Regions from separate parts of the Mus musculus genome. Here region 2 is linked to region 1. Evidence: chromatin loops called from intact Hi-C (ENCODE). Cell type or tissue: left cerebral cortex. All regions are shown on one strand. Links, peaks and the distances in the headings refer to the core of each region. The heading gives the core; the rest is flanking DNA.

Region 1 (5,373 bases), core at 140-5,139:
CTCCAGACTCTGAGCTCTCTAGACTGATCCATCTTTGCAAGGCTCGGAAGCCACATGTGCTTACGTCATCCGTCTGCTGTTCCAGCTTGACATTGATTTTGATGAGACCGTTGACTTTATCTTCTTCAACCTGCAGGTCATCCAGGGTCTGCTGATGGGCTTCCTGCAGAGACTTCTTTTCTTTCGTCAGTTTGGAAATGGTTTCCTCAAGCGCTGTCATTTCTTCAGAGAGGTTCTTCACCTAGGAGAAAGTCAGCAACTCATCTAATAGTGAAGCAATGACTCCAGCAGCCCCCAACAACAAAACCTATGGCTGCCTTAGCTACCTATGTGTCTCTAGCTTCTAAGCATTCTGCGGCAGGCCATTTCTCAGTTATTTTTATATACATTTTCTTATTTATTTTATTTCATCTTATTTTAAAGAAAGTCTTCAGATAGTTCCTGGGCTGGCTCCAAACTCCTAGACTTAAGAGATTTTTCTGCTTCGGCCTCCCAAGAAGCCAAGAAATGGCACAGATCACTGTACTGGCCAGCCTTGTGGGGGTTTGTGAGACAGAGTGTTCCCGTTCATTTCATCTGCACTTCCCCCTACTGAGCACCAGGGGCTTCATGTTCATCTTTGATACCTGATTCGCCTCGCCTGATGCCCCAGTGGTGCATTGTGCTCTCTGTGTGACTCTACCACATTCTATGGCATGGTCCCAGTTCTGTCCCAAGCAAAGCTACTGAAAGCATCCCTATATATGCAAACACTTTTATATGTGTTCCCAAAACCTTGATGGGAAACTTCCTTAGTCTAACACAAAAACAGAATTGTTGGAGTTGTAGGGTATATAGAATGTTTCTTCCTTTCCTTTCCTCTCCTCCCCTCCCCTCCCCTCTCCTCCCCTCCCCTCCCCTCCCCTCCCCTCCCCTCCCCTCCCCTCCTTTCCTTTCTTTTCCTTCTCTCTAGTCTTTCTTTATTTTTCTTTCTTTCTATTTCTCCTTTCTTCTTCCTTCCTTTTTATACAAGGTTCTTATGTAGCTCTGGCTCTCCTAGGACTTGTTATGTACAGCAGGCTGGCCCCAGGCTCACAGAGATCTGCCTGCCTCTGCCTTCTGAGTTCTGGAATTAAAGACATGCACAACTACTCCTGGAAATTTTTGTTTTATGTGTACGGATGTTTTGTCTGCATATAAGGACCTATGTATACCATGTGTGTGCAGTTCCCATAAAGTCCAGAAGAAGACATCAAATCCCCTGTGACTGGAGTTACAGACTGTTGTAAACCACTTTTGGAAGAGTAGCCAGTGCTCTTGACTGCTGAGCTGTCTCTCTAGCCACTAGATTCCTAATTGGACTAAGTAATGCCAACCGGCTTTCTCTACATCCTTCTAAGGCTTGAGGGTGCCTGTAGTCAGTCCTTACTGCCAAGGAAATGCACAAGTTAGCAACACCCCCACCCCACCCCCCAGGGAGAGTTGTCGGAGAGCTTGTGGAGTGGAGCTCAAGAATGAGGAATCATACCTGGCAGCTGCTTGCTATGTAGACCAGGCTGGCCCCAGTTCCTGCCTCCCACTTCTAGGTGATGAGTGAAGGCTGGCGGGAAGCCTGTGAGGAGCCCTCAGTGTACCCACCTTGTTCTCCGTGGCGTGCTTTTCCTTCTCGACCTTAGTCAGGGTCAACTCCAGGTCGTCAATGTCTCTTTTGAGAGAAGAACACTTGTCTTCCAGATTCCTCTTCTTGGCAACCAGCTCAGAATTCATCTCTTCCTCCTCCTCCAGCCTCTCATTCAGTTCCTTGACCTTTGCCTCCAGTTGGATCTTGCTTTTGATGAGACCCTCGCATCGTTCCTCCGCATCCATTAGATTCTCTGTTTCCTGAAAGAGACGGGTCACTGTGAGTTCTGATCAGTTATTTGTAAGCCCTGGAAAGAAAGAGCCTGACCCTCAAAAAGCCAGCACCTAAGCTGAGCTGAGAAGTAGGCTGGTTGTACGTGCACGCAGGCATTTACACAAATGTCACCTATGTGCTTGTTTAACCACTGAGGACATCCTCACTGGCAGCCAATCACTCAAAGTAATCTCATGCGAAGGCACTCATGGAGTTACAGGTTCATTGTAAACAAGAAAGCCTCTCCACCAGTCAAGAACCACGTGATCTGCATCCTCCATGCGAAACAAAGCAGATTGGTGTTTTCAAATGTCTACTTTCTACCTGTTAACATTCAACAGAAGGGGGCTGTCCGTATGTCCTTGGCTGTGCTTTCTCCAGCAAGAGAATGGGAGAGTAAAAACACACAGGACTAGGTGACTGAATAGACCCATGTCCCAGAAGACTGTAGTGAGTCTTGTGGATGGGACCAAGACTGGCTATTTATGCTCAAAAGCTAAATCAGCCAACACCTTCCCGTTGTAGAGTATTTGGAGCACTAGACACACAGTGCAGGGCAATGGACGGAATGAGCCAGGGAAGAGTCCTTGCTAATGCTCTCTGAACCTCTCGACGCCTCAGCACACGCTGGGCACTTGACGTGCGTCTGATTCCTTGACAACCATTCACTGTGAGTACTGTTATGGTGTTCATTATGTCCTGTTACGGTGCTCATTTTCAGATGTGAACATGAAGCCAGACAAGAGAACTAACAAACGCTAACAAGAGGGGGAATCTGGGAGGTTAACACAGCTGGATCGGGAACTCCTGTCCTCTGAGCCTTGGAAGGTGGTGCTCCCATGGAGAGCACTCTCTCTACTCATGGGGTGAGAGTAAGTGAGAGAACATGACTGTACATCAGGGGAGATGCAAGGGAAGTCTCTGAGGGTTTGATTAAGAGAAAAAAATACATTTCCTGGAGAGGAAACAATTATGCATCCAGAGTATTGTGGCCCGTGAATGTGGCTCCGTTTCCCCCGCCCTCATTTCTTTGGTAAAGATGAATTCTCTAAAGAATTTTTCAGAGAATAATCATATATTGAAAATCATGCATGGAAAATTGGTTTCTGTTTTCAGTTGGGTTATAATTTTAATGATTTATTTTTATTGATACATTTAAAATGTGGAGTTAAACATTTAAAATAAGTATTCTTATTTTATGTTCATGAGTGGGTGTTTTTCTTGCTGTGGAAGACAGAGAAAAGACCAGAGAGAGCATAAAGTTACTCTGCCAACATGTTTTCTGGGGAAACCAAGGCCAGCCCTGTTCCTACTGACCGGATAATGCTGCAATGCTTGGTAGGACCACTAGGTGGCACCACTGCCTCTTAAATAGACAGCTAAGGGGCCCTCCCTGCTCCTTCACTGTCCTGGGAATCTGTACTTTGCACTCTCGGGTAGAAGAAACTTACAGACTGGACTTGCAACTGAAGGTCATTTTTCTCCTGCAGCAGGGAGACCATTTTCTCCTCCAGCTCCTTCCGACGAGCCTCAGATCTAGCCAGGTCTTCCTTGGCTCGTTCGAAGTCCTCCTTCATGGTGGCCATCTCCTTCTCCGCCTCCGCGCTCTTCAGCAGGGGCTTGATCTTGAAGAACAGGTTCATCCAGGGCCAGTGCTTGACGTTCATGAAGGAACGAACATTGTACTGGATGCAGAAGATGGACTCCCTGGGCACCCACAGGACTTGGATTAATTACCCATCGTATTGTACTTGCTAGTTCGTTTTCCATTTGAACCCCTCCCCGACAGGTCTCAGAATCTTCATCCTTCCCAGCTGGGTAGGAGGTGGTACACCTAAGCATTGCAGAGCCTATGAGTCTATGTGAATGAGGGCACTGGATGCAGCAGGAAAAGATTAGGAAGAAGGAAGGCTGAGCCAACTCCATGCCAACTCCAGTATGTGAACCAGGCCAGAGGCTTGCTGTGCCAGGTCCTCCTTTGCCTAACTATAAAACTGCCATTGTCTGAAGTATTGAATCTCTCTCTGCGTGTGTCTGCTTTCCATGTATCCGTGAACTGTTGGAAGGCAGGGTTTGTTTCCCTATCTCCAGTGCACAGGATGGCTGCTCAGTCACTACTGGACAAATGAATGAATGAATGGATGAATGAATGAATGAACATGCAAAGACCCAAAGAAGGAAGTGATTTCCAGGTGCTGAGTAGGAAGGGGGGGGGGGTAAGAGAGATGAATTACCTCCTCTCCATCATTTTCTTGAACTCCACCCTCATCAGGTAGCCCCTGCACACTGCCTGTGTGCGTGTCATTAGGGTCACCAGCTTCTCGTCTCTCATCTCTTCCAGAAGCCCCAGGAGCCCAGCTTTGAAAAACACCTGCATTAAAAGAGAGAGGAGCCCAGCTGTGTCCTCGGCAGGTGTTCAGTCAGCCTCGTGATAGAGCCTGTTTCTTCTCAATTCCATCCTTGACACCTGAGGTATTTCCAGGCCTCCCGTTCTGCGGGGGTGGTCTCTGGTTTTGTACCTCTTGGGCTGCTGGTAAGGCAGTGTGCTCTAAAGTAGCTTCCAGGTCCATCAGTCACGTAAAGGCAATCATGACAGACCCAGAAAGTAATCACAGGGCACAACTGTGTCCAGGATAGGATTGAGTCAGTGATATATGTCTGGGTGGCTGCGCACAGGACACATACACGCACACAGTGACCAGGAGTCCTTCCATTGGTTATCATTACCCTTCTCAAGCTTACTCTGGGATCTCTCCTATTTTCTATGCACACTGAGGCTCTTTCTTCCCCTTTGAGAGTCTCTCTCCTGGCTCTCTAGGACCTAAGAGTTCCCCTGCTTTTTGCTCCATTTTCTGACTTAAGCTTCTTGACTCTTAAAGATCAACAACAGAGCCGGAGCCCCCCAGCCACTGCCCCAGGGTTCCTCTGCCAGGACTGCAAGACCAGGCTGCTCAAGTTGACTGGAAGAAGAATGACCCTTCCTTCTGAGCAGGAGTCTCCAGGCCACCCGTCCTCACCTTGGTATGGCCGAATCGGAACTGCTCTCGGTCCACATCGATGGAGTTCAGGAGCTTCTCCGAGGCGTTCTTGCTGTCGATGAACTGCCCTTCCGGGATGGCACTGGCGTTAAGGATCCGGTACCTGAGGAGAAGAGACACTGGTTCCGACCTCTCAGCATGGTCTTATACCTGAGACCAGACCCTTCTAGAACCTTCTGCTCCACTCTTAAGAAGGTAAGCACTATTTTGCTAGCCTGAGGTGAGGGGAGAGTCCAGGGGTGAATTCTAGGGTGTGGCGGAGGGAAAGAAACATGAAGGAAGGAGGAAGGCGGGCTGAACATCTAGCTCAGAAAAGTTGCCTTCAGAGGAAATGGCTCTTCTCTGACCTGGAAGAGCTTTGAATTAAACCGTGGCTTAGAGACCTCAGCCCTCCTAACCCTCAAGGGGTCTGGACTTCTGGAAAGAAAGAGTTGTTCTGGGGCAGTGGGTTTCAACTGGAAG
Region 2 (5,373 bases), core at 76-5,075, 330 kb after region 1:
CACTCTTGACCACCAAGTGACCACCAGAGTTTCTTTCTTTCTTTCTTTCTTTCTTTCTTTCTTTCTTTCTTTCTTTCTTTCTTTCTTTCTTTAATTATGGAACGCTTCGTTTCTTACGTGATATGTTCTGTATTTCTATAACCTGTTGTTATAATCCACATCCCAGTATTTGCCTCTGTGATGCAAGTAGCCTCCATGAACAAGGTACAGCAGGGACTGTGGGAAGGAGCTGGGCGAAGACCTAGTTTCCAAAGTGCAGAAAGCAACATAGTACTGTTCATCTGTGCATCCATTCCTTCTGTACTTCCCTCGGGAGGATCTTTACGAGGAAACTTTATACAAGGCTCCTAAGAAGATGGAGACCATGTCCCTGTCCTTCTGGAAGCTGGCTGCCCAGAGCATCAGCCAAAGGAGTTATTGCTACAATAAGAGATCAGGAAGGATGGTCAGATCCTCCTGGAAAGAGGCAGAGCGACTGAGATGGCATCTGAGACAGTCCTGGGAGCCTGGGCACACAGCAGCAGGCAGGCTAGGGGCAAGGCCCATTTGCCATCATTTCTGGACTAGACTCCAAAGACAATGCTGGAAATGTGGGATGGGCCATGCTATGGTGGGGCTAAAGACCAAATGGAGGAGCTCCGACTTAGCTTGGGAAACAACAAAGGGTTTGAAAGCGGACAGTGTTGTAGAGGCAGAGGAGGCAGGAGGCAGATAGAAGAGTTATAAGGCTGTCTTCAGGGGAAGTAAGGGAGGGCTGAGTGGGAACGAGCAAAGGTAGGGTACTCAGGCACTGTGCATGTACCTATGCCTAGAATGGATGCTGCTGAATTCTTTTTTTACTTTTGACAGCATCTCAGGGCAGTGATGTTAAAGGCAACAGGTATTGAGTGAAGATGCCTAGTAGCTCTGCTGAGAACAGAAATTGCTGGGTCAGTCAGGAGGTGGACGAGGCTTAGGGAGGAGGTGTTCTGTGGGATCCCAGACAGGTTTCACAGAGCAGCATGGTGGTGCTGGTGGCTATTTGGAGCCATCTTTTAGAGAATCAACATGGAGCTTCCTGAGGGGATATATGAGATATGATTGTGAACTCAGGCTATGGAGCAAAATGCTGAGGAGGTCATCTAATTTGGGGAGAGGGGACTCTGGATAACAAGCAGTTTCAGGCCATGGTTCTACTGCACCAACATTCAAACCAGGCTAGAACTCAGCTCTGCATTCCTGGTGTTCTCACTCACTGCTCTCTATACAGTGAACACTGTCCCCAAACCCAAGAATGAGTTTCTCAGTGATACTGTGCAGTCTGCCTCCAAGACGGTCTATTGTTGTCTGAGAACAAAAGTCACAGATGGATATAACCGGCACACATCCTTGTTACGGCTGTCATAAAGGTTAGCATAATGTATGTCAAATGACTAGCATGTTGTAAGTCCTTAGCAAAGACAGGAGCTCTTACTGTCATGCCCGGTGTAGTCATGGGAAGTGGGAGTCGCTGGTATAAGCTCTCTCTGCAGAAAGACTTTCGTGTCTACAGAAAGTTCAGAATTCACATCTCCATCAGTTATATGATCAGAGTGATTTCCCCCTCCGATGCGAAAAATTAGGGACATGAGCTCACAGAGGTATTAATTTCTGGGTTTTAGACAAGAGTCCCAGGATCAGAGTGTAGTCGTGTCAAATGGAGGAACGTTTTGCAAGTAGCTCATACTCACCACCCACAACTCTGCATCTGGATCGTTTACCTAGAATGTCAAAACGTCAAGGTGTTAGCTCACATTAGATCCATGTATCCTCTGTCTGGTCTGGCCTTGTGTTTACTATTCATTGCGAAGAACTAGGCGCTACAATGGGCTCAGGGTACATAACACCATGAGCTAGTTTAGCAGTCTGCACATCCCGATGGCAGCAGGGACTCTCCTCTCGGTTGAACACAACAGGTAGATCTAACCACCCAGCCATGCATCTTTTGAAAATAACTGCTTGGGATTTCCTAAGAACTATTATAGTGTATATGAAAATCCTAGGTCCCAAGATACGAGGGCAGTCACCCTGAGGATGATCAGGAAGAGGTCTAGGAAGGGTAAGGATGCTGTCTATTCTATTTCCACTTTCCTCCCAGGCGCTAAAACCCATCTCACTGAGGCTGAAGATTCGAAAAGGTGTCAGAGCTGCGGTTCTGGGCCCCTTTCTAAGTGACCGGCTGCACAAACTTGCACGCGGGGCCGCTAGGTCAAGCTCTGAGTGCGTTGCCTAACTACACATATTCATCCATGTTCTTTCTGCTTGAAAGGACTCTGTGGGTCCCAATTCGGCTCCACCCTGAGAACTGGTCGCCCAGGCTTCGCGGTCCCTCTGCCAGCCCTCCTCAGCCCGCCTGACCTGCACCACAGCGGCCAGGGCGAAGAAAGCTGCCATGAGTGCGTTGCAGGCCCGCCACAAGCCGGGAGCCCAAGTAGCCACTGCTGGCGCCATGACCTGGAAGCCGGAGGAGCAGGACAGGCCCCAGAGGGGCGTGGCCAGAGGGCGAGGCTGGGCTAGCGGGGCGGTACCCAGGAGGGGCGGGGCGTAGTAGGTGGGGGAGGGACAAGGGGCAGGGCTCAGACAGCGGGAGCGGGGATACAAGGGCGAGGCGAGCCCTTCTTCCCTCCCCGCCCTCCTCAGGTCTAGAACGGTCTTGCGGCGCTCTCTAGTGGATAAAGTGTATCATTGGCATGTGCCTTTCTTTTCCCTTATTCTTTCTCTCATTAAAAAAGCAAATGAAGCCGGGCGTGGTGGCGCACGCCTTTAATCCCAGCACTCGGGAGGTAGAGGCAGGCCTGGTCTACAAAGTGAGTTCCAGGACAGCCAGGGCTACACAGAGAAACCCTGTCTCGAAAAAACAAAACAAAACAAACAAACAAACAAACAAACAAAGCAAATGAAAGAAACAAAACAAACACAACAGAACAAACCAGAAACGCAAATGAAGAAGAGAAAGGAAAAGAAAAAGGACGCGCTAGCGCGCGTGTTCTGGTTAGGTTTTGTTTTTGTTTTTGTTTTTCCGTTTTCTGTGAAAGGGTCCAGTGGCTGTCCTGGAACTCACTATATAAAACACACTAACTTCAAACTCACAGTCTGGTCTCATTTACACATTCATAGTCCTAAATAGTGCTGGAATTAGTATTTAAGTGCTTCTTTTTAAAGCTCCCGTGCTTCCAGAGGGAGGAAAACATTGCGACATTTCTGAAGTGAGTTCCAGAGGCAGCTCCCTTTACCTTCACGTGCTCTCATCATATAAGATATTTATTTATGTATTATACATATTTATATTTCTAACCCATCTGCAAAACCAACGTTTCCAACACTCATTTGCTATGCATTTCTTAGAAAGGGAAGACTTGGAAGTATTGGCAGCTCTCTGCTCACTTATTTCAGCCAGTTTCCTGTTGTGTAAGCTACGGAGTAGCTCTTCTTTGGGCTCATTTACACATGCATAGACCGAATCATTGTTATTCTAAATAGTCTTTGTCACCTCAAATCCTGCATTTTGGGTGCCTGACTGTTCTGCTTTCCTTTTAACTAAAAGAAGAAAAAGATCAACTTCTCAGAAGTGTTTTCCATTCAAGGGCAGCCTTTAGAGCAGCACTTCTCAACTTGTGGGTCGCGACCCCTTCGAGGGGGCCAAAGGACCCTTTCATAGAGTTCCCCTAAGACCACCAGAAAGCAGATTTGCATTATGATTTATAACAGTAGCAAGATTACAATTATGAATAGCAACAAAAATAATTTTATGGTTGAGGGCCACCTTTGTTGTGATCATAAAAAAAGAAAGAGCTATAAGAATATGTTCTGGCAGGGTGTGGGGAAGGAGATGTCTCCGTGGGTCCATGCCAAGGTATCCCTTCCCTCTGAGGGACCAGCCACACAACAGTATAGTATGGAATAGTTTATTTAGGGCGCAAGGAGGGGAGTAAAGAGGGCAGTAGAGGCAGGGAAAGGCAAAGAGAGAGAGGGTAGAGAAGTAGAGGTCGGCCATGACCACGTGGAGAGAAAGGAAGTGAATGGGGAGAAAGAGGGAGCAAGGGGCAAGAAGCAAGAGGCAAGAGAGTAAGAGAGTAAGAGAGAGAAGAGGGGCCAAGCAGCCCCTTTTATAGTGGGCCAGGCCTACCTGGCTGTTGCCAGGTAACTGTGGGGGTGGAGTCCAGACAGAATACCAACAACCATAACATGAGAAACTGTATTAAAGGGTCACAGCATTCAGAAGGTTGAGAATCTCTGGTTTAAACTGAAGGAACTCCTTGTTTGGGGAATATCATCTGCTGGGTGCCTGGCATAGCACAAGAATGGAATTCCTTCCTCAGAAAAGGGAACACCGGGGTGGGGGTGGGGGTGGGGAGCTGGAGAGATGGCTCAGCAGTTAAGGGCACTGATTGCTCTTCCAGAGGTCCTGAGTTCAATTCCTAGCAACCACATGGTGGCTCACAACCATCTGTAATGGGATCTGATGCCCTCTCCTGGTGTGTCTGAAGACAGCGACAGTGTACTCATAGAAATAAAAACTCTTAAAAAGGAGAGAGAGAGAGAGAGAGAAAGGGAGCTTGGGGGTCTTGGAGAAGCAGGCACCAACTACTTTTACTAATATTGGGTGTGGCTCCTCTTCCGGTCTCCCTCACTAATCAGCCTCGAATGCGGATAAGGCAAGGTCACCTTCAGTGCTTCGCCTCTGCGTGGAAAGAAAGAAGCTAAAGTGGAGAGCGCTGTGGGCGGGATTACCTACCCACCCACTCCCTGCCCCCACCCCTGTAGCCCCATTTTTTTGGAGCCTTTAAAGAGGTGGTTAAGTTAAAATGAGGTCATGGGCTGGTAAGATGTAAAGCAATTGCAACACAAAGCTACCTACCTCAGTTTGATCCGTGTGAAAAGACAGGAGGAATCTGGCCACTCCCACCCACCCCCACACATCCTTGATGTGCCCTCAAACACACACACACACGTGTACACACACACACACACTCACACTGATGATGATAATAATAATAATAATAATTAACAATATTAATAGTGAAAGAACATTTTTTATTTATGCAGACAGCATTCTGCCTGCATGCCAGAAGAGGGCGCCAGATATCATTATAGTTGGTTGTGCGCCACCATGTGGTTGCTGGATTTGAACTCAGGACTTCTAGAAGAGCAGTCAGTGCTCTTAACCTCTGAGCCGTCTCTCCAGCTAAAAAGAACATTTTTTTTTTTAAACGAGGCCACAAGGATGAACTCTATTCCAATAGACTGGTGTCCCTGTGGGAAGAGGTACCCAGGACACAGAGGGAGAGAAAGGACTCTGTGAGGCCACAGGAGAAGGCTCCATCTACAAGCAGAGGAGAGAGGACCAGAAGAAAC

Evidence for each region. A loop is a pair of places that touch in the nucleus more often than their neighbours do. Peaks named below come from ENCODE experiments on the same cell type or tissue, not always from the same donor. Only the 100,000 strongest peaks of a DNase experiment are listed, where the experiment ranks them.
Region 2: it touches region 1 in a loop (2.6-fold over the local background); 5 of 42 quality-filtered maps call a loop at or near these places.

The regions. Positions count from the first base shown.
Region 1 is chr11:67,348,441-67,353,813 of GRCm38, reverse strand. It overlaps Myh13 (myosin, heavy polypeptide 13, skeletal muscle), which reads right to left. Exons shown (of 39, transcript NM_001081250.2): 18 at 4,891-5,014; 19 at 4,108-4,244; 20 at 3,325-3,580; 21 at 1,618-1,860; 22 at 65-241. It overlaps Gm40029 (a long non-coding RNA gene), which reads left to right and starts at 3,362. Exons shown (of 3, transcript XR_879955.3): 1 at 3,362-3,809; 2 at 4,215-4,345; 3 at 4,753-5,043. In left cerebral cortex, for the core only: CTCF peaks have their summits at 551 (motif pointing left) and 3,213 (motif pointing right); a DNase peak (open chromatin) is centred at 3,228.
Region 2 is chr11:67,022,275-67,027,647 of GRCm38, reverse strand. Tmem220 (transmembrane protein 220) reads right to left here and starts at 2,494. Exons shown (of 6, transcript NM_001291042.1): 1 at 2,377-2,494; 2 at 1,710-1,739. The coding sequence starts at 2,469. In left cerebral cortex, for the core only: a CTCF peak has its summit at 2,683 (motif pointing left); DNase peaks (open chromatin) are centred at 2,618 and 3,354; H3K4me3 peaks cover 1,273 bases; H3K27ac peaks cover 205 bases.